Regions from separate parts of the Homo sapiens genome. Here region 2 is linked to region 1. A link is a loop called in an ENCODE intact Hi-C map of the cell type or tissue named here. Cell type or tissue: Caco-2. All regions are shown on one strand. Links, peaks and the distances in the headings refer to the core of each region. The heading gives the core; the rest is flanking DNA.

Region 1 (8,784 bases), core at 3,636-8,635:
GGAGGGCCTGGACCACACCTACTTTTTCTCACCGTTACATCTCCCTTGTCAGGCACATGGTAGGCGCTTAATAAGTATTTTTGATGAACGAATGGCTTGTTTGGTGACAGTCCAAAGGCTGGGGGACAGAGGGAAAGCTCCCTCGTTTCGGGCCCCAGACGGGTGGCGCTGATGGAGAGGAGGTTAGGATAAGGCCTCCAGGACCGAAGCGCGCACCCGTAAGGCCTCTGCTAAAAAGACCTTCCTGAAGGCGGAGGAACTGCGAGAGTGCCTACGTTAGCCCAAGACCTGACCCGTCGATCCCAGGGACCCTCACCCTAACTGGCCCCGCCTCCCGGGCCCCAAACTCGGACTCCGCCCCGCCCGAAGCTCCGGATCCTGGGGCCCGCCCCTGGCCCCGCGTAGGCAGACCGTGGGCTCGCTCCTGGGCCTGCCTCAAACCCTCCGCAGGTAACGCCTCCCGAACTTGAGCCACATTCCGATCCTCTCCTCAAACCCCTCCCCGTTTCCCACACCCTGGACCCCTCGCTCCGTCTCGGCCCCGCCCCAAGCCCAGCTAGGTCTCGGACCCTGAGCCCAGCCCCGACCAGCCTCCCAGTCCCTGGGTCCCTCCCGCCACCGGCCCCTCCCTAAGCTCCGCCTCCCAGGGCCCGCCTCCTGAGCGCAGCCCAGCCGGGACTCGGCACCGCCTCCCGGACCCTGGGCCCCTCCCCACGTGGGCCCGTCCTAAGCTCCGCCTCCCAGAGTCCGCGCACCGCCTGGCCATGTGCCAAGACATAGTCAACGCCCCGCCCCTGCCCCGCCTCCTGAGCCCTTCTCTGGGTCTGGCCTTAGCCCCGCCCTAAGACCTGTCTCCTGGGCTCTGCTCTGAGTCCCGCCTCCTGAACCCAATGGCGTTTATCCCCGCCCTAATGCCCGCCTCCAGGACTCTTATCCTGCCCCCACGCAAGGCACTGCCTCCAGGACGCCACCAACCTGGACGCTTCCGAAGCCCAGCTTCCAGGATCGCCCTATCCTGGCCCCGCCCCAAGACCCGCCAACCTGGTCTCTACCCAGGACCTGCCCCAGTGAGGCTTATCCTGGCCCTACCCCAGGCCTCGCCCTCATGGCGCTCATCCTGGCCCCACCCCAGGCCCCGCCCTCCTAAGGCTCACCTTAGCCCCGCCCTAGAGTCCGCCCCCAGGACGCACCTCCTGACCCTACCCCCCAGGCCCCGCCCCCTCCCTGCCCCCGCGCACTGCCCCGGACCCGCCCCCTCTTCAGTCCAGGCCGGCTTCCTCCAGGTCTCCCGGCAACGCTGCGGCCCCGCCCACGTCATGGCGCCCGAGGAGAACGCGGGATCGAACTCTTGCTGCAGGGTTTCGATCGCCGCTTCCTGGCGGCGCGCACACTGCGCTCCTTCCCCTGGCATGTGGGCGGCGGGGCGAGCGGAGAGGCCCGCGGGGCTCGCGGGAGTCCAGGGGCAGACGGGATGGGTCTCCGTGCTGAAACCCCCGGCGCTCCGGCTACGTGAGTTCCTGGGCTCTCCCCGGTCAGGGCCGCCAGACCCGGTTCCGTCCCTGGGGCCTGGCCAGAGTCGCTCGCACCCCTTCTGCCCCGCGAGCTGGCGGCGGAAGCTGGGGGTGTCTCCACCGCCTTGGGGGGCAGACGCGCGCTCGGTGTGGGGTACAGTTCACGATCCTTTTCACGACTTTTAAAAGGCAGTAATCGTTCTGGTCACTGGGACACTGGGACACAGCTGCACTCGCCCATTCTAAAAAGTCAGCGCCCTCAGGCCCGCGGGTAACCACCTCCTCCTGAGCGCGGTGGCCAGATCACAGGCTGTGCCTCGTGCCTCAGTGTTCTCATCTGTATGTCGAGCACTGCACAGAATTGGCTCATGCGCTGAGGCTTTCACACCTGTGATGGAAGAGAAAGAGAAGGGGGTGGCCTCTCCTCTCCCTGGGGACCTGCCATTCTCAGCACAGGCGCATGGCAGGCAGCAGCCTCCCTTCTGCCAGCAGAGGGGCTTAATGCACCCCGCTCCATTTGTAATTCATGTGCAGTGAGCTCACTGGGATGAGTCAGTTTGGATATATATTCCTCCCTGGGTCTGCCCCATTTTATGGGGTGTTGCTTAATCATTTGCATTCTTCCATTGACATAAAATATTTAGCACTCAGAGATCATTTCTGGTCAGGAGAAATTTGTGCATTTTTAATCCAAAATAGAAACCTTCATAAAAGCATCATAGGTCTCCATTCAATATTGACTATAATTGTTCACATGCCCACGCTGAATGCTAACTTGGGCTCACCCTCAACACCCACGAGGTGGGTACTATTATTATCACTCACATTTGACCAGAGGGATTGTTTGATTAGGGTGAAGTAGTTGAGAGTTCAGACCCAGGAGACAGCCTGCCTGCTTCGAATCCTGGCCCAACCCCTTGCCCTGTGTGACCTTGGGCAAGTGACTGCATCTCTCTGTGCTATTGTTTTCTTATTAATGGGGGATATAATGATACCTACCTCTTAGGGTTGTTGTCAGCGTTGAGTACAAAAGCCTGTGGATCAGTGCCTGGCTCATGGTAAATGCATGTCGGTGTTAGCTAGTGTTTTATTCAGTCTCAAAATGTTTAATAAATGCCTTCCGTGAGCCAGGCACCATGGATCAGCAGTACCCATGATAGATGAGGCTCTGCTTGCATGGGAGAGCCAGAGAATAAACAGATAAATGAATAAACAAGAAAAGACCAGATGAGAGTGGCTTTAAAGCCAATAAAACAGGGAAATGGTGAATGGAGCAACTGGGGAGAAGAGTCACCAAAGTCAGGGAATCATGGAAGCTTTCCCCAAAGAGGTGGCATTTGAACTGGGGCCTGAGTGGTGAAGCAGCCAGCCATGGGAAGGGTTTGGGGAACAGGATATGCAAAGGCCCTGTGGTGGAAACAAGCCAGCTGTGGTTGAGGAACAACAGCAAGGCAGCCAGTGTGGCTGGAGTGGAGTGAGCAGGGTGGGCCAGGGGTGAGGGAGAACAGGCCAGAGAGAGGGATTAGCACCAGGTCTTGTAGGGCTTTTTATGGCATAGAAGGAGCTCTGAAGCAATGAAGTGCCTTGCCGTGTGCCACATGCCAGCCGAGACAGTCTGCCTAACTCGGGAGCCAAAGTTCGCTGCTGGGCTTGAGGCCCCTATAAGAGGACAATGTAACCCAGGCTGGTATGGGCACATTCTGCATTTCCACTTAAACTCAGATGGCAAGCCCATCAAACCTTGGTGCCATGGCTGCCCTGGTAATTCCTGGCTGACCAGTGCAACCAGGGAGCTGGCCCATGACCTGGGTGGCAGCTGAGTAGCCAGGACTCATGCGGCCAAGAGTCAGCCTTCTTCCTGTGACTCATCCAGGTGCACCCTGCGACATCTGAAGGTCAGGCTTTCAGCCGCTGTGGCTTCCACTTCCAACTGGCTCCACGTCCCCAGGGAGGGATCACATAGAGCTTTGCCAACACATTCTATTGCGTGTTTTAATGTTCCTGTGAATGCGCCCTTGAGATTTCTCCCTCCCCCGTCCACACTGAGCTTAGAAGCAAAGTTAAGAGACTCATCAGATTCTGAGCTGCTGCGGGATATTTTGCAGAAGGTAAGAATCCCAGAGTCCCTGGGACTCATGACTCTGCCTCCTGAATCTCTCCGGAAGACCTGAGAGAAGAACCACAGGTGTGCTTGTACCCTTTAAAAACAGCCCTCTTCAAAGAACAAAACCATTGAGTCAGCACTGCAGGTGGGTGTCAGCACCTCCGACAGCTCCTGCGCTTTCGTTTTCTATCTAAGACTTAGACAAAGACATCAGAATATACAAAAATCTGCAAGAGGGGGGAAATCTAGGGAATGTTTTTTAAACCATCCACAGCAAAAACAGAGATGACAGGTGCAAAACAGCTTCTAGCATTTGGTAGATGCTCAGAGACTTTCTTTTTTGCATTCATGAGGCCTGTCCCACCCACTCCTGTCTCTTCTAGACCTAAATGGGCCCTTGCTTTGCCCAGGGTGGGGTTTGGACTCAAGTGCATCTGCATGCAGGTGAGAGCCAGGATCACCACCCGGCCCAGCCACAGCCTGACCTTGGCCTTGAGGGCCAAGTGCAGATCACCCTGCATCCTGGGTCTTCACCTTCGAAGGGCCATGAGCCCTTCTGAAAAGACAAAGCAATAGACTCCCTCCCAGAAAGAAGTGCACCAAAAGAATACCTTTTCCATACAAACTCAGGGGAGGCAGACATCCTCCACTCCCACCCACCCAGCCCATCCTAGGAGCCCCGGAAAAGAATTCCTGTGCTAGAGGTGAACCAAGATTATCCACGTGGAAAAGATGCAGCCACAGCAGGGAAGACTTTCGGGGCAATACAGTAGGTCAGGGCTTCGAGCATGGAGATACCTGAAGTTGTCTTGCACCTTGCTCTGAGTTTCACCCTGAGCCTCACTCTGGTAGGTGGTGAAGCATGAGATATAGGGAGAGCTGCTTTAAAACCCAGCACAAGGCTGGGTGCACTGGCTCACACCTGTAATCCCAGGTCTTTGGGAGGCTGAGGTGGACGGATCACCTAAGGTCAGGAGTTCAAGACCAGCCTAGCCAACATGGCAAAAACCCATCTCTACTAAAAATAAAAAAATTAGCTGGGCATGGCGGTGCACGCCTATAGTCCCAGCTACTCAGGAGGCTGAGGCAGGAGAATCGCTTGAACCCAGGAGGCGGAGGCTGCAGTGAGCCAAGATCTGGCCATTGCACTCCAGCCTGGGCAACAGAGCGAGACTCTGTGTCAGAAAAAATGAAAAACCAGCACCAGCATGAAGAGCCTGTGTATTGCGTGGGGTACTTTGCTGCCCTTGGGCAGAATCTGCATCCCTCCCAGCCAGCAGGCGCTGCGGACCGTCTCCTCCCTCTCCCTCCAGGCTCCTGTTTTCCCGCCGTCCCCCCTCCTGCTGCACCAGTCCCTCTGCCCTCCGTTCCATGTGCCAGCCCGTGGCCACCTCAGAGCTTGCACAGGCTGTTCCCACTGCCTGGAACTTGCTCATCCTGCACTTGGCTTCTCTCGGCTTTAGCTGGAGTCACCCTGAGCGCCCCCTCCCCTCCATCCTGTCCCCAGGGACACATGATCCAAGAGAGCAGTTGCTGAGTGGGCCTTCCCACCTCTTCCATAGAGCCAGACAGTTGGCGACTGTCCTTACTGCAAACCCTGGTTCACACTGGCTCCCCTGGGAGGGAGGTGGTTGGGACCCACATGCCCTGTGTTCCTGCTCAGAATGGGCGTTAGAAATGCTGCCATAGCCTGTGCCACTGCAGTGGAAGCATTTTTAGGAAACGGCTTACATCTTAAGACGAACTTCAGATGCGTGGGGCCAGAACGCTGTGTCCATCTGCATCTTTGCTGAGGGATCAGGTAGCCTGGAGTTTGCCCTCTGTTGTGTTGGCTTGAAGCTCATAGGAGACTTAAGACGGGCTCTCGAGCAACCAACGTTCTGTCCTTTGCCGTAGACTGTGAAGCATCCTGTGTGTGTGTGAAGCACCCGCCGTCAGTCAAGTATGCCCGGTGCTTTCTCTCAGAACTCATCAAAAAGGTCAGTTATGGGCAGTGTCCGCCCAGTAGCCGGACAGCATAGCCACCTGCGTGCTGGAGCCCCCGTCCTTCCCAGGCCCTGGGCCTGCTTTGCAAACCCCAGCATGGCAGGGGCCTCCGCAGGCAACTGGCTGCAGCTGAGTGTGACCCATGGGAGACAGTGCAGGGTGGGAAGAAGGGGAGGCCAGCGTCTCTCCCTCACTCTGCCTCCTGGGGTTTCCACAGCAGCTGCTTCTCTGGGGCCCCATCTCCTAGCATATGAATTCTCATTCCTACCAGGCTGGTCCAGCCCACAACACTGGAACCCTCACTCACACCCTCTGTCCTGCCCGCCGAAGGGTTTGGAGTTTCCTGCTCTTGTCCGTCTCTGGGTTGCCCCACGGGCCCCTGTTGGAAGATTTAGCTCTTGCCATACCTTTGGAACTAGTTCCTCTGGTGAATTCTCTTCATTGATCCTGCTGGAATGAGCTCTTTCCTGACTGCTATAGGATGGATTTTATTTTTTACTTGTTTATTTACTTTTTTGAGACAGTCTCACTGTGGTGCCCAGGCTGGATTACCGTGGCACAATCTCGGCTCCCTGAAATCTCTGCCTCCTGGGTTCAAGCAATTCTCGTGCCTAGCCTTCTAAGAAGCTGGGACTACAGGCACACGCCACCATGCCTGGCTAATTTTTGTATTTTTAGTAGAAACAGAGTTTCACCATGTTGGCCAGGCTGGTCTCGAACTCCTGACCTCAGGTGATCCGCCTGCCTCGGCCTCCCAAAGTGCTGGGATTACAGGCATGAGCCACTGCACCTGGCCTAGGATGGATTTTAAAGATGGGCCTGAACATGCAGGGTTTGACAGGAGGATGTCGAGAAGCCGTTCCTTAGTAGGCAGTAGCAGACCTGCTGAGTGAAAGGGCCACACTTTTAGCAAATAAACAATCCCCTGCTTCTCCAATACCTGCTTTCTCCCTAGTCCTCCCCAAAAGGGTGCATCTGTGGTTGCCAGCCGGTCTGCCCTGTGCCACCACGAGAGGGCAGCAGTCACCCAGTGTACCCTGCTGCTGCCTTGTGAATCCTAGGACGGGGCCAGCTGTGGAGAAGCAGCCTGCTGACAGCCACAGCCTGCAGCATGGGCCGCCCTCACAGTTCTGCCTGGGCTCACTTAAAAGCACCTTTTGTTTTCCTCCTCTCTGTGTTTGATCCAAACACAGAGCTCTCTGTCATGGTCATGTGGCAGCTCTCACGGAATCCTTGTCTCCTGCCCTAGACTACACCTAACCCTCCCCTCTCAACACCTCTTGTTGAAGGCCCTCCCGTCCAGGTTTCCCTACGAAGTGGAATTATTTTTTTTTAGAGACAAGATCTCTGTTGCCCAGGCTGTCCTCGAACTCCTGGGCTCAAGCAGTCCTCCCATGTCAGCCTCTAGAGCAGCTGGAACTATTCGACACACACCACCACGCCCAACGAAGTGAATATTTTATATACCAGCTGGCCGGTATTACACCATTCCATCCCAAATCTCCCCTCCAAACTTGGTGAAAATCATCTGGCCATTTTTACAGATTAGTACGAAAGCAAACAAGCTCTCACTCTGTATGCCCCCAGCACGAGGCTGTCCACACGGAGCCTTTGGACGAGCTGTACGAGGGGCTGGCAGAGACTCTGATGGTCAAGGAGTCCACCCAGGGCCACCGGAGCTATTTGCTGGTATGAGAAGGGCACCCTCCTCCCCCTCACAGCCCAGATACCCTTCCTGCACAGAAAAAGTGAAAACGTGGGTGTGGGTTCAAATCCTGACTCACCCATTCTGCAGTCTTAGACATGAGGTCCATTAACCTTCTTTAGCCTCAGTTTCCCTGTCTGTAAATCAAGCACTTCAACAACAACAGCATGTCTCGTGGGGTTGTTGGGCATTTGTCCAATAGGTGACACACACTACCTGCTTCACAAGGACCTGGTGCTCAGTCCTCAAAGAATACTTGACAGGGCTGGACATGGTGGCTCATGCCTGTAATCCCAGCACTATGGGAGGCCAAGGTGGGTGGATCTGAGGTCAGGAGTTCGAGACCAGCCTGGCCAATATGGTGAAACCCTGTCTCTACTAAAAATACAAAAATTAGGCCAGGCGTGGTGGCTCATGCCTGTAATCCCAGCACTTTGGGAGGCTGAGGCAAGGGGATCACCTGAGGTCAGGAGTTTGAGACCAGCTTGGCCAACATGGTGAAACTCCATCTTTACCAAAAATACAAAAATTAGCGGGGTGTGGTAGTGGGGGCCTGTAATCCCAGCTACTCGGGAGGCTGAGGCAGGAGAATCTCTTGAACCCCGGAGGTGGAGGTTGTAGTGAGCCGAGATCGCGCTATTGCACTCCGGCCTCGGCAACGAGAGCGAATCTATGTCTAAAAAAAAAGTATAAAAATTAGCCAGACATGGTGGCACACGCCTGTAGTCACAGCTACTTGGGCAGGTGAGGCAGGAGAATTGCTTGAACCCAGGAGGCAGAGGTTGCAGTGAGCCAAGATCGTGCCACTGACTCCAGCCTAGGTGACAGAGCTCAAAAAAAAAAAAAAAAGATAAAACATAGATACAGAAAACCACAAAGGAAAAACATAGCATACTGAATCATCACAAGGCAGCCACCCCTTCATAGCCACACCCGGCCTCTGGCCACCACTGACCTGTGCTCCATCGCCAGAATTCCGTTGTCTCAGGAATGTTCGATGAATGGAATCCTGTGTGGCCTGAGATGAGTGTCTTTCATGCCACGTGACAATCTTGAGGCCCGTGAAAGCTGTTGGTATGTCAACAGTTAGCTGCTTCTCATTGCTGAGTGGCGATTGGTCCTGTCATGGTTTATTCAGCCATGTGGTGGATGGCTACTTGTCTTCTAAGCCACTTGCCTTCTGATCGCTGGACTGACTCTCTCGCCCTCTCTTGGTGCAGCCCTCGGGAGGCTCGGTCACAATCTCCGAGAGCACAGCCATCATCTCTCACGGTACCACAGGCCTGGTCACATGGGACGCCACCCTCTGCCTTGCAGAATGGGCCATCGAGAACCCAGCAGCCTTCACTAACAGGTGACCTCGGGGCACAGGGCAGGGCACCAAGGCAGGCTTACCCTGGTGCAGTCGAAGACACGGTCCCCTTTCCTCCCGCCAGGACTGTCCTAGAACTTGGCAGTGGTGCCGGCCTCACAGGCCT
Region 2 (11,207 bases), core at 3,149-8,148, 190 kb after region 1:
TTAGCCAGGCACAGTGGCGGGCGCCTGTGATCCCAGCTGCTCGGGAGGCTGAGGCTCGAGAATCACTTGAACCTGGGAGGCGGAGGTTGCAGTGAGCCAGGATCACACCATTGCCTACTGCACTCCAGCCTGGGCAACAGAAAAAGACTCTGACTCAAACAAACAAACAGAAGATAATATCACATGAAATAGCAGTATAGAAATCTGTATTTATATTATATGGACAAAGAATAGAGAGAGTCAGATGTCACCCCCAAAATTGAAAACACGTGTGGTTAGGCAGAATAACAGTGATTTTTCTATGTGTCTAAATGTGAAGGACCTGTTCATTTTGTTCTGTCTGTGGCAATTTAGTGTCTCCCTGCCCCACCCCCACTATCAGAGATACTTCAGTCCCAGACCCCTGATTCTAGAGATCAGGTGACAGGAAAGCAGACATGGGCACACAGCAAGTATGTGTGGATAACAAATTCATTTTATTTGCCTGAGCACATCTTCCATCTAGATTCCAAAGCCACACAAAAATGTTGCACATAGCTATCTTTTGCTTATATGTATGCTTTCACTTCCTTTTACTATTGCAGTTGCTAATTTTAAAGTACATCTAGCCGGGGCCAGTGGATCACGCCTGTAATCCCAGCACTTTGGGAGGCAGAGGCAGGTGGATCACTTGTGGTCAGGAGTTCAAGACAAGCCTAGCCAACATGGCAAAACCCCGTCTCTACTAAAAATACAAAAATTAGCCAGGCATGGTGGTGTGGGTCTGTAGTCCCAGCTAGTTGAGAGGCTCAAGCAGGAGAATCATTTCAACCCAGGAGGTGGAGGTTGTAGTGAGCTGAGATCGCACCACTGTACTCCAGCCTGGGCAACAGAGCGAGACTCTGTTGAAAAGAAAAGAAAAGGGGAAGGGAAAGGGAAGGGAAGGGAAGGGGAAGGGGAAGGGAAGGGAAAGGGAATGGAAGGGAAGGGGAAAGGAAGGGCAAGGGAAGGGGAAGGGGAAGGAAAGGGAAGGGAAGGGAAAGGGAAGGGGAAGGAAAGGGAAGGGAAGGGGAAGGGAAGGGAGGGGAAGGGAAGAGGAAAGGAAGGGGAAGGGAAGGGGAAGGGGAAGGGAAGGGGAAGGAAAGGGAAGGGAAGGGGAAGGGAAGGGGAAGGGAAGGGGAAGGGAAGGGGAAGGGAAGGGAAGGGGAAGGGAAAGGAAGGGAGGGGAAGGGAGGGGAGGGGACACTGTCTTCGTTAGTCTCCCCGACACACACCTTCTTAGCAGGTAACCCATCCTCCAGCCTTGGGAATTATAAAGGCTCATTCCCTCCAGCGAGATGCAGGCAAAAATGCACAGAATGCCAGCTCAGAGTCAAAGGAAAGCAAAGCAACTCATCAGAGTACAACGGTTTTGAAACAAGCTTCTTAGCTCTTACCTGGGCGATTGTATCCTGCTGAGTCCTGGGTGGGGATTGGGTACATTGGTGATGGGCCAGGGTAGAGGTGGGGAGCTTGTGGGTGCCCATAAGAGTTCACTGCCAAAGCAAGACAAGAGTTACTTGAGTTGGGGGGGGCGGGTCACTGTACTCAACAAAGCAGGGAAGAAAAAAATATACCCTTGCTCCCATCCTCCTTCTCTCTTCCCTGCCCTGTTCTGTAGCTCCTGCAGGCATGAAGGCTTTCTGCAGAAGCTGTCAGTCCTCACCACTGAGGGTAAAAAGAAATGGATAGTACAATTGTGAAATAGGAAAGATATAAGGAAGAAAAATATAGAAACACAGGGCCAGGTATGGTGGCTCATGCCTGTAATCCCAACACTTTGGGCAGCCGAGGTGGGTAGATCCCTTGAGTCCAAGAGTTTGAAGATAGCCTGGGCGACACGGTGAAACCCCAGCTATACACAAAATACAAAAAAAAAATTAGCTGGGCATGGTGGTACACACCTGTAGTCCCAGCTACTCAGGAGGCTAAAGTGGGAGGATCACCTGAGCTCCAGGGGTCAAGGTTGCAGTGAGCCGTGATCACACCACTGCACTCCAGAGCCTGGGCGACAGAGCGAGACCCCATCTCAAAAACAAAAAGCAAGAAACAGGAACATAATCATGACATCTCTCTCATTTCACTAGTTTGAACATCACATAAGCATAGAACCACCATTTCATCCGGTATCACCCAGGCGGTAGGGATTACTGAGACGCAAATTTAAAATACAGCCTTTCTCTAACAAATCTCCTCCCTTTTCTTAAACAATTCTGATCTCCCAAACTGAGGTCTAAAAAGGAATCATACAGTCTATTTCTTTTGCATTTTTCAGTTTAGGACTTCACTGATTCAACAGATATTCAGTCAACTGATAAACTAGTTCCACTGCTCAATTTGGGTCACTGCCCCATAAAATCCTTTCTCTCAGTTCTCTTTTGCCTTTCTCCTATGCTTCCTTTTCAACATAGTCTCCACCTCCATGGCAACTGGCTTGGTGCAGTACCTTGGCTCATGGCTGACTCCTGTTTGCCACTGGTGAGGGCACAGGAGTCAGCAATACGGGCAGGGGCTGGTGGGCGGTGGGTACCCCCTTGAGGGGGCACGTGACCAGTCTGAGTAAGGAAGTGGTTGAGGGAGTCACACAGATTGGCAATGTGATGCTGGTCGAGGGTCCAGTTCTTCTGCTCTGCCTGTCGTAGACTCTCCATCAGTTCTACAAAGAGGGAAGCAAGCAATGCAAACCTTGCAGAGGTAGGAAGCCCCTATCAGACCCCGCCCTATCTCACTGTTCCAAACACACCATCAATCACCCCCACTGATAACGGGCACTAACAATAACAATTTATATCTTTCAGAGCTCTGCATTTTCAAACTCTCATTCTATTTGATCCCTTACCAAATTCTTATAATTGCCATCTTACTGATGAGTAAGATAAACTTTCAATGTGACTGAGTGACTCAGCCAAGGTCACACTGTCAGTGAGTGGTGACAAAACTACAAAATCGTGGTCCACGGTCTCTAAATTCCTGAGGGCCTTCTCCCTCCCAAAGACAGAATGGACTAGGATTATTCACTGCCACATTTTCAGTTAAGACAAGATTAATTTGAGTTAATTTGAAAATAATGTAAATATGATCCATCTTGTGTAAAAAGAAAGAAAAACAATGAAATCCTCATTTCTGCAACTTCATTTAACCACCCCCTTCCGGTTCCAGTTTCTACTGGGTTTTCCCTTACAGTGTATCCCTCTCTTCCTTCGTCCTTTGATCACTAACCTGAGAATTGTGACTGCTCAATGCTGGACCAATTGAGCCGATTCACCATCTTGAAGCTTTCCTTTAAAGAGTCAATATTAGAGCACCAGTCAGAAGGAAAGGCTGTAAAGAGGAGGGGAAAGTGGATAATAAGATAGAGTGAAGTGTAAGACAGCAGTCAACTGATACCAGGCTGACTACATGCAAGATTCTTGCATCTATACAGATTAGCAGTTGCATTTCCAAGTTTTGGACTCTCCCTCCCTGGGAGTTTAGGACTGGAAAAGCTAGCTACGCTTTAAGTACAGCCAGGCTCATAGTCAGGAGAATATGTAAAACAATCTCAATTGATCCAGGAATTCTATAAGACAGAGCTCTAAGTAGTAACTTTGTTCAGATTAGCTCACATGAAGGAGCGAAGCCTAAAAGACCCATCATTAACTTCCTAACTAACTGCACCTCCATGCCGGTGTTAGGACAAGGACATCACCCCACCCTCCTCTAGATCACTGTGCACCCTCCTTACTCACCAAAGCCAGTGTTGTTGATGGGAGCCTGGCCTTGTGCCTGTGGCTGTGGAGGTGGTGGCTGCTGGGCAGGGTGGGAGTGGGGATGGTGCTGATGAGGGTGGTAGCCTCCATGCTGCAGCGGGGGTGGATGCATGGCCATTACAGGGGGAGGCCCATAGCCTTCCGCCCCAGCTTGCTTTCCCCCTGGTGGGGTACAACCATCTGTGCTTGGGGTGTGCAGTGGAGGAGCACCCCCTACAGCTGAGGGGCCCTGGGCAGGTGCCTGCTGCTGCTGTGGCTGGGACTGCTGGGGAGGTGGCTGTGGCGGCTGCTGCTGCTGCTGCTGCTGTTGAGGTGGCGGTGGCTGCTGCTGCTGATACATGTAGTAGTTGTTCGAGGGTGGGATGTCCCCCAGGAGAGAAGAAAAGCCTGCAGGTGGGGAGGAAGCAGGCAAGTGACTTAAGCAATGCATTTTTCACAAAATGGGATTTTCCCTGGGTTGAGATGGGAAGCCTCAGACTAAAACTGTGGAGTTAAAAGGGTAAGAACATTCTAGGGCAGCAAAGATCCCTGTGGCCCTCCTGGCAGGTACAAGAGACAGGAAGGCACTTAGGTTAGAGGAGGGCCCTGACAGTGTGGAGACCACTGAAATCTTACTAAAAAGGTCAGTGTGTAGCATTTAATGCTACTTTTTAGGGATTTGGCTGAAGGCCTGAAATCACAGTTTCCCAGCAGGTGAACTTTAAAAAGGAAACCATCCCTGGTCATCTAGTGTTTAGGGAAAAAAAAAAAAGTAAATCAGAAACAAAACAAAGCCATCAGTTGTCTACTATCTCCTCTTCCTTCCGTTTTTTGTTTTTTGAGACAGAGTTTCGCTCTTGTTGCCCAGGCTGGAGTGCAATGGTGCGATCTCGGCTCACCGCAACCTCCGCCTCCCAGGTTCAAGCAATTCTCCTGCCTCAGCCTCCCGAGTAGCTGAGACTACAGGTGTGTACCACCACGCCTGGCTAATTTTGTATTTTTAGTAGAGACGGGGTTTCTCCATGTTGAGGCTGGTCTCGAGCTCCTGACTTCAGGTGATCCGCCCACTTTGGCCTTCCAAAGTGCTGGGATTACAGGCATGAGACACCACGACCGGCCCCTTATTTTCTCTACACTCTGCTACTGCCAAGTCATTCCTGTACCCTCTATAAACAAATGTAGCTTGGGTAAGGAGCAGAGACAGGATGGAGTTATTTCTCAAGCAGACAGGCTGGGAAGAACAAAAGTCTGAGACTAGGGGCTTTCGGTCACAATAAAACTTGAGTGAACTCTAGGCTGTCCTCACCCAATCTAATTTTTTACTTTATTTCTGACAGTTTCTCATGTTCCCTCCTCCAATCAACCAACCACCTGAGTCGGATTCATTTTTTGAGCAAATGCTACAGTCTTGGACACTACTCTAGGAATTGATCCCCTGTGATATACAAGAAGAAATTCATGAAAATGAATATAAGTTTTCCAAAAAGTGACTCCTAACCAGTTTTTATCATTCCATTCAGCCCCTGCTGCCAACATAGGGCTACTGCACAGAATGAGAAGGTCTAATGCCTCACCTGAAATCAACTTCACCACTGTCTCTAAGTTATTTAAAAAACGAACACACAGATATTGCAGAGGGCCGAACCAGATGTTCTCTCAAGGGGCCTCCCAGTAAAAACTTTAAGTCATTCTCATATGATAATTAGGAAAATGTGCACGGACAAGATACTAGCTGATATTAAGGATGTATTATCAATTATGTTAGGAATGATAATGTCATGGTAGATAACTAGAAGAAAGTCATCATTTAGAGGTGTATATCGAAGTTGTATTTATGAGTGGAATGACATGGTATATGTGAATTCCATTAAATTACTCCAATTTTTAGAAGGCTCAGTGGTAAACAAAACAAGCCTAATAAAATACTGATAACTTAAAGTTGGGGGATGGAACACAGGGGTTTATTATATTTTTCTCCACACTTTTGCATCTGTTTGCAATTTTTCACAATAAAAGTAACATAAATGTAAATACACTAAAAAGAAACTGTTCTCACAATGAAACGCAGGGATTCTTCAGGAGAGGGTACTGCTGCTGCCCCCTCGTGGTCGTCCTCCAAATGACTCACTTGCAGCCCTAAAATCACTGCCCTTAGTCCTGGAAGGGGCAATCCTCCAATTCACTTTCTGAAGCTATTAGCCTAGCTTGCCTCCTGAAACAGCTGTATTTGCACAAGGACAGATGAGCTCACTTGACTCCAAACAGTTTTAGTTCATGAAATATTTCCTCTGAGTAGTGATACCTCTCTTTGTGTTAAAAATAAGAAATATGGGTCAGGCACAGTGGCTCACGCCTGTAATCCCAGCACTTTGGGAGGCTGAGGTAAGTGGATCACCTGAGGTCAGGAGTTCAAGACCAGCCTGGCCAACGTGGTGAAACTCCGTCTCTACTAAGAAATATAAAAATTAGCCAGGCGTGGTGGCGGGAGCCTGTAATCCCAGCTAATTGGGAGGCTGAGACAGAAGAATTGCTTGAACCTGGGAGGCGAAGGTTGCAGTGAGCCGAGATCGCGACACTGCTCTCTAGCCTGAGCAACAAAGAGCGAAACTGTGCCTCAAAAAAATAAAGAAAGAAATATGGCCGGGCACGGTGGCTCACGCCTGTAATCCCAGCACTTTGGAAGGCCAAGGTGGGTGGATCACTTGAGGCCAGGAGTTCGAGACCAGCCCAGCCAACGTGGTGAAACCCTGTCTCTACTAAAAATACAAAACTTAAGCCAGGCACAGTGACTCATGCCTGTAATTCCAACACTTTGGGTGGCCAAGGCAGGCAGATCACCTGAGGTCAGGAGTTCGAGACCAGCCTGGCCAACATGGTGAAACCCTGTCTCTACTAAAAGTACAAAAATTAGCTGGGTGTGGCATGCGCCTGTAGTCTGAGCTACTCGGGAGGCTGAGGAAGGAGAATTGCTTGAACCCGGGAGGCGGAGGTTGCAGTGAGCCGAGATTGCGCCACTGCACTCCAGCCTGGGCGACAAGAGCGAGACTCCATCTCAAAAAAAAAAAAAAAAATACAAAAATTAGCCAAGCGTGGTAGCACGTGCCTGTACTCCCAGATACTCGAGAAGTTGAGATGACAGAATTGCTTGAACCCGTGAGGCGGAGGTTGCAGTGAGCTCAGATCGTGCCACTGCACTCCAGCTTGGACGAAAGAGTGAGACCCTGTCTCACAAAAAATAAAAATAAAAAACTAAGGGAAAAAAGAAAATGTCACCCCACTTGTTCAACAAGATAAAAAAGTCTCCCTGCACCCATCCCAACTCCAGACTCACCGTGCTGAGAGGAGGAAGAGGACTTCTCCAGCATGGACTTATAGAGGTTGCGGAAGGACCAGCTTAGATCCTGAAAGTTGATCTCTGAGTAGGAGAATTTAAAGTCATGGTTGGTGTTATAGAGGGGAGGGGGACCCTCAGCACTTTCTCGGCCTGAAGCCCCTGCTGCCACTGCTCCACCATCCACAGATCCTGTGCCCTGCAAAAACAGGTAAGAAATTCCTGATCAGTGTCCCAGCTGAGGGACCAATAAAACCCTTCAATGGTCACCAGGCTCTCCTGTCTGTCCTCTTCATCCTCGCCTAGCTCTTCAATGACCCAGCATCATTTTCTCCTTCTTTCCTCATTAGTTCTTATCTTGAATCTACCCTCTTTCTCTCATCAGTCTCCATTTCTTCTTTTTTGTTTGTTTGTTTGTTTCTGAGGCAGGGTCTCGCTCTGTCGCCCAGGCTCCACCTCCCCGGTTCAAGTGATTCTCATGCCTCAGCCTCCCAAGTAGCAGGAACTATAGGCACATGCCACCACGCCCAGCTAATTTTGTATTTTTGTAGAGATGGGGTTTTGGCATGTTGGATAGGCGGGTCTCAAGCTCGTGGACTCACGTGATCCGCCTGCCTCGACCTCCCAAAGTGCTGACATTACAGGCATGAGCCACTGTGCCCAGCTTTTTTTTCCTGATGTTTCTCAAAGTTCTGCTATGCCTTTCTATTTCTCTCTCTCTCTATTTCCCTCTTTTGCCTTCCCCTTCCTTCTCAATTTATCTGCCTCATATATCACAGATACTCAATACATAATTCTGAATAAACAGGGAGACATCTGAATCTATTCACCACCCATCCCATGACCCCTGCCATATCTGCTTCCTACCTGGCTGTAGCTGGCTATAGATGTGGGGCTCTGAAGTGACATCTGCGGATTCCCCTCAGGAGGCAGTGAGGCTTCTCCACTCCCTGCAACGCCTCCCCGTGGGCTCTTGCTTGCCTCCTGTTCTGGTGAGTCTTGGGACAGCTGAGGGTTGTGAAAAAAAAGAAATCTATAAGCAGAGGCGCAATATCCTCCCAAGACCCATGGTTTCCCCTCTGCTGGTATTCCTTCCACCTTTGCCTCTGAAAGGACTGAACGTCCATAAGAGGAGGTGGAAGGAGCAGCTGGCTCAGATATGGCATCTCCTCATGAGCTGGGAACTTACATCATCATCTGGAGGGTGTCTTCTCTTTCGGGAAATGTCAGGGCAGGTGTCAATTGTCCAATAGGAACCCTGGAAGGAGATCCCATTCCCACAGAAAACAAAATTGTTACATTCAGAACCTCCCAGGGTTCTGGGTATTAATGAAGAGCAAATTTGTCCTAGAAACTCACTGAGTATGCCAGAGGTAATCCTGTGGTCCAAACACAGGCCTCGATTGTTTTGGAGGGGCAGAACAATGGCATCTAGCTCAAAGAGCTGGAAATGTCCAGACACAGCCTCTCCCTTCCCTTCTGACCTGAGGCAAAACTTGCTTGGACTTTAGCATCCACATCTGTCAAATGGAGAGAATGATCCATCCCTTCTCTTTTACGGGGGAAACACCAGGGACTTTTGTATAGAGATGTTTGTACAAAGGTTATTAAGTCTACCTTTTACATCTAGGAAAAAAGAGTGCCACACAAAAAAGGGGGAGCATGAAAGTCAACTTTACACTAAGTATTTCTATTTTTTTAAAAAAAAGATTTCACAGTCTTTTTTTTTTTTTTTTTTTTTGAGATGGAGTTTCACTCTTGTTGCCCAGGCTGGAGTGCAATGGCACAATCTCAGCTCACTGCAACCTCTGCCTCCCAGGTTCAAGCAATTCTCCTGCCTCAGCCTCCTGAGTAGCTGGGATTACAGGCATGTACCACCACGCCTGGCTAATTTTTTGTATTTTTAGTACAGATGGGGTTTCACCATGTTGACTAGGCTGATCTTGAACTCCTGACCTCAGTTGATCCGCCCGCCTCGGCCACCTAAAGTGTTGGGATTACAGGCATAAGCCACCACGCCTGGCCTCACAGTCTTTCTCAGTCACCCATTCTACTGGGGGCCCATAAGCTTGACAACCAAGCTTCCTCTGAGAAAAAAATAAAGATGCTTCTCTAATTAGCATGATTTCCTCTTCTGGGTAATTAAAACAGCCACAGGACTCTGGACTGTCAACTACTTCACTCTCCTTCCTACTCCTCCTTTCAATGCTTACAGTAGTATCTTACCTTCCCAGGGTCATCCCGAGGTCTGGGCACCTTCCGGAAACACTTGTTGAGAGAAAGGTTGTGCCGTATTGAATTCTGGAGAGGCAGAGAAGCAAGTTAGGCCTGAGCATTATGCAGAGCAGAACATTTTCCAATAGAACACAGAGGGACACACAAAAAAACATAATACACCATGCAGTTGAAGTATCAGGGTAAGCTCAGTACCTCTTAACTACACCGATGGAGGGAATTATGCATCAAATAGCAATAGCAATGAGATAAGAAAAATGCAGAGATTAAACTGATGGGAGGGAATGGCTATAAATTTGATTACTAATGCTTCTGAAAAAACTGATTATATAGTTTTTCAATCTTTCCAGCCGAGTAACAAGTATATAAATGCCTCACAATCACATCTGCCCAGTTCCTCAATCTACCCTACTGATAGCAAAAGAACAATGTTTTAAAACTTTTTATATAAATTGAGTGAAACAAAAACACAGATCACCTTCATTTTCTCAATAGCCCATAGAATGTTCACATTTGGAGGAAAGAAATATTGTATAAGTGTGTTGGGGTCAGGCGTGGTGGCTCACGCCTATAATTCCAACACTTTGGGAGGCTGAGGTGGGCTGATCACCTGAGGTCAGGAGTTCGAGACCAGCCTAGCCGACATGGTGAAACCCCGTCTCTACTAAAAATACAAAAATTAGCCAGGCGTGGTAGCACATGTCTGCAATCCTAGCTACTCAGGAGGCTGAGACAGGAGAATCGCTTGAACCCAGGAGGCAGTGGTGGCAGTGAGCCCAGATCATGCCACTGCACTCCAGCCTAGTGAACAAGAGCGAAACTCCGTCTCAAAAAAAAAAAAAAATGTGTGTGTTGGGTGGGATTGGGGATTATGGTAGCTAGCAGGGACATATTTACAAAGGGAAAGCTCAATGGGCCAGGCACAATGGCTCATGCCTGTAATTCCAGCATCTTGGGAGGCCGAGATGGGAAGATCACTTGAGTCTAGAAGCCTGAGGCCAGCTTGGGCAACACAGTGAGACCTCATTTCTACAAAATAAAAAAAAGTTCCTGTGCATGGTGGTGTATGCCTGTAGTCCCAGCTACTCAGGAGGCTTAGGTGGAAGGATTGCTTGAGCCCAGGTTCAAGCTGCAGTAAGCTGTGATTGTACCACTACAATCCAGCCTGGGTGACAGAGCAAGACCCTGTCTTAAAATTAAAAAAAAAAAAAAGAGAGGCTGGGTACGGTGGCTCACACCTGTAATCCCTGCACTTTGGGAGGCTGAGGCAGGAGGTGGATCATTTGAGGTCAGGAGTTCAAGACCAGCCCAGCCAACATGGTGAAACCCCGTCTCTATTAAAAATACAAAAAAAATTAGCTGGTTGCAGTGGCAGGCGCCTGTAATCCCAGCTACTCGGGAGGCTGAGGCAGGAGGATTGCTTGAACCCAGGAGGCGGAGGTTATGGTGAGCTGATATCACGCCACTAAACTCCAGTCTGGGGACAGTGAGACCCTGTCCCCCACCCCCACAAAAAAAAAAAGAAAAGAAAAGAAAGCTGAGTGCTTTCAATAGTCTCCAACTCACTACATGGTTTGTATGTCAACTGGGGATTTATAGAGTGAGAGAACTACATATAAAGTTCCTATTCCTACTCAACAATTGACAAATGAGCTACTGCTCCAAAAAATTGAGCCTATCAGCCTTCTTGCTTTGCTTAGGAGAGGAGCCCCTTCTTTCTTCATCTCCAGCCAAACAACTTAACTTCTCATTACTTGCTTGGTAGCCAGCTGTTTGTAAAGAACCTAATTATATTATGATTTTTCTTGGAATGCAGCTTTTCAAAAGATGATGACTGTGCAATGGAGCTATGGAAATCTGATGCTCTAGATTAGACTCCTACCTCTAGGTAGGAA

Evidence for each region. Hi-C counts contacts between places; a loop is a spot of excess contacts. Peaks named below come from ENCODE experiments on the same cell type or tissue, not always from the same donor. Only the 100,000 strongest peaks of a DNase experiment are listed, where the experiment ranks them.
Region 2: a loop joins it to region 1, with 9 times the contacts of the local background. A loop is called at or near these places in 16 of 110 quality-filtered maps.

The regions. Positions count from the first base shown.
Region 1 is chr12:8,235,477-8,244,260 of GRCh38, reverse strand. It overlaps LINC02449 (long intergenic non-protein coding RNA 2449), which reads right to left. Exons shown (of 3, transcript NR_120454.1): 1 at 8,262-8,784; 2 at 5,347-5,524; 3 at 1,697-1,899. LOC112268090 (a long non-coding RNA gene) reads right to left here and starts at 238. Exons shown (of 7, transcript XR_007063199.1): 1 at 1-238. It also overlaps the pseudogene FAM86FP. RefSeq lists enhancers at 1-90, 6,198-6,698 and silencers at 283-332, 393-442, 533-912, 1,123-1,232, 1,393-1,572. In Caco-2, for the core only: CTCF peaks have their summits at 6,403 and 6,611 (motif pointing right); DNase peaks (open chromatin) are centred at 6,640 and 8,310.
Region 2 is chr12:8,040,829-8,052,035 of GRCh38, reverse strand. FOXJ2 (forkhead box J2) reads right to left here. Exons shown (of 11, transcript NM_018416.3): 3 at 9,304-9,378; 4 at 8,267-8,335; 5 at 7,945-8,085; 6 at 7,078-7,276; 7 at 3,747-4,154; 8 at 3,238-3,339; 9 at 2,465-2,674; 10 at 1,416-1,514. Among named protein-coding and RNA genes, the nearest start is that of FOXJ2, 14 kb to the right of the region's middle. In Caco-2, for the core only: CTCF peaks have their summits at 5,137 and 5,854 (motif pointing left); a DNase peak (open chromatin) is centred at 5,875.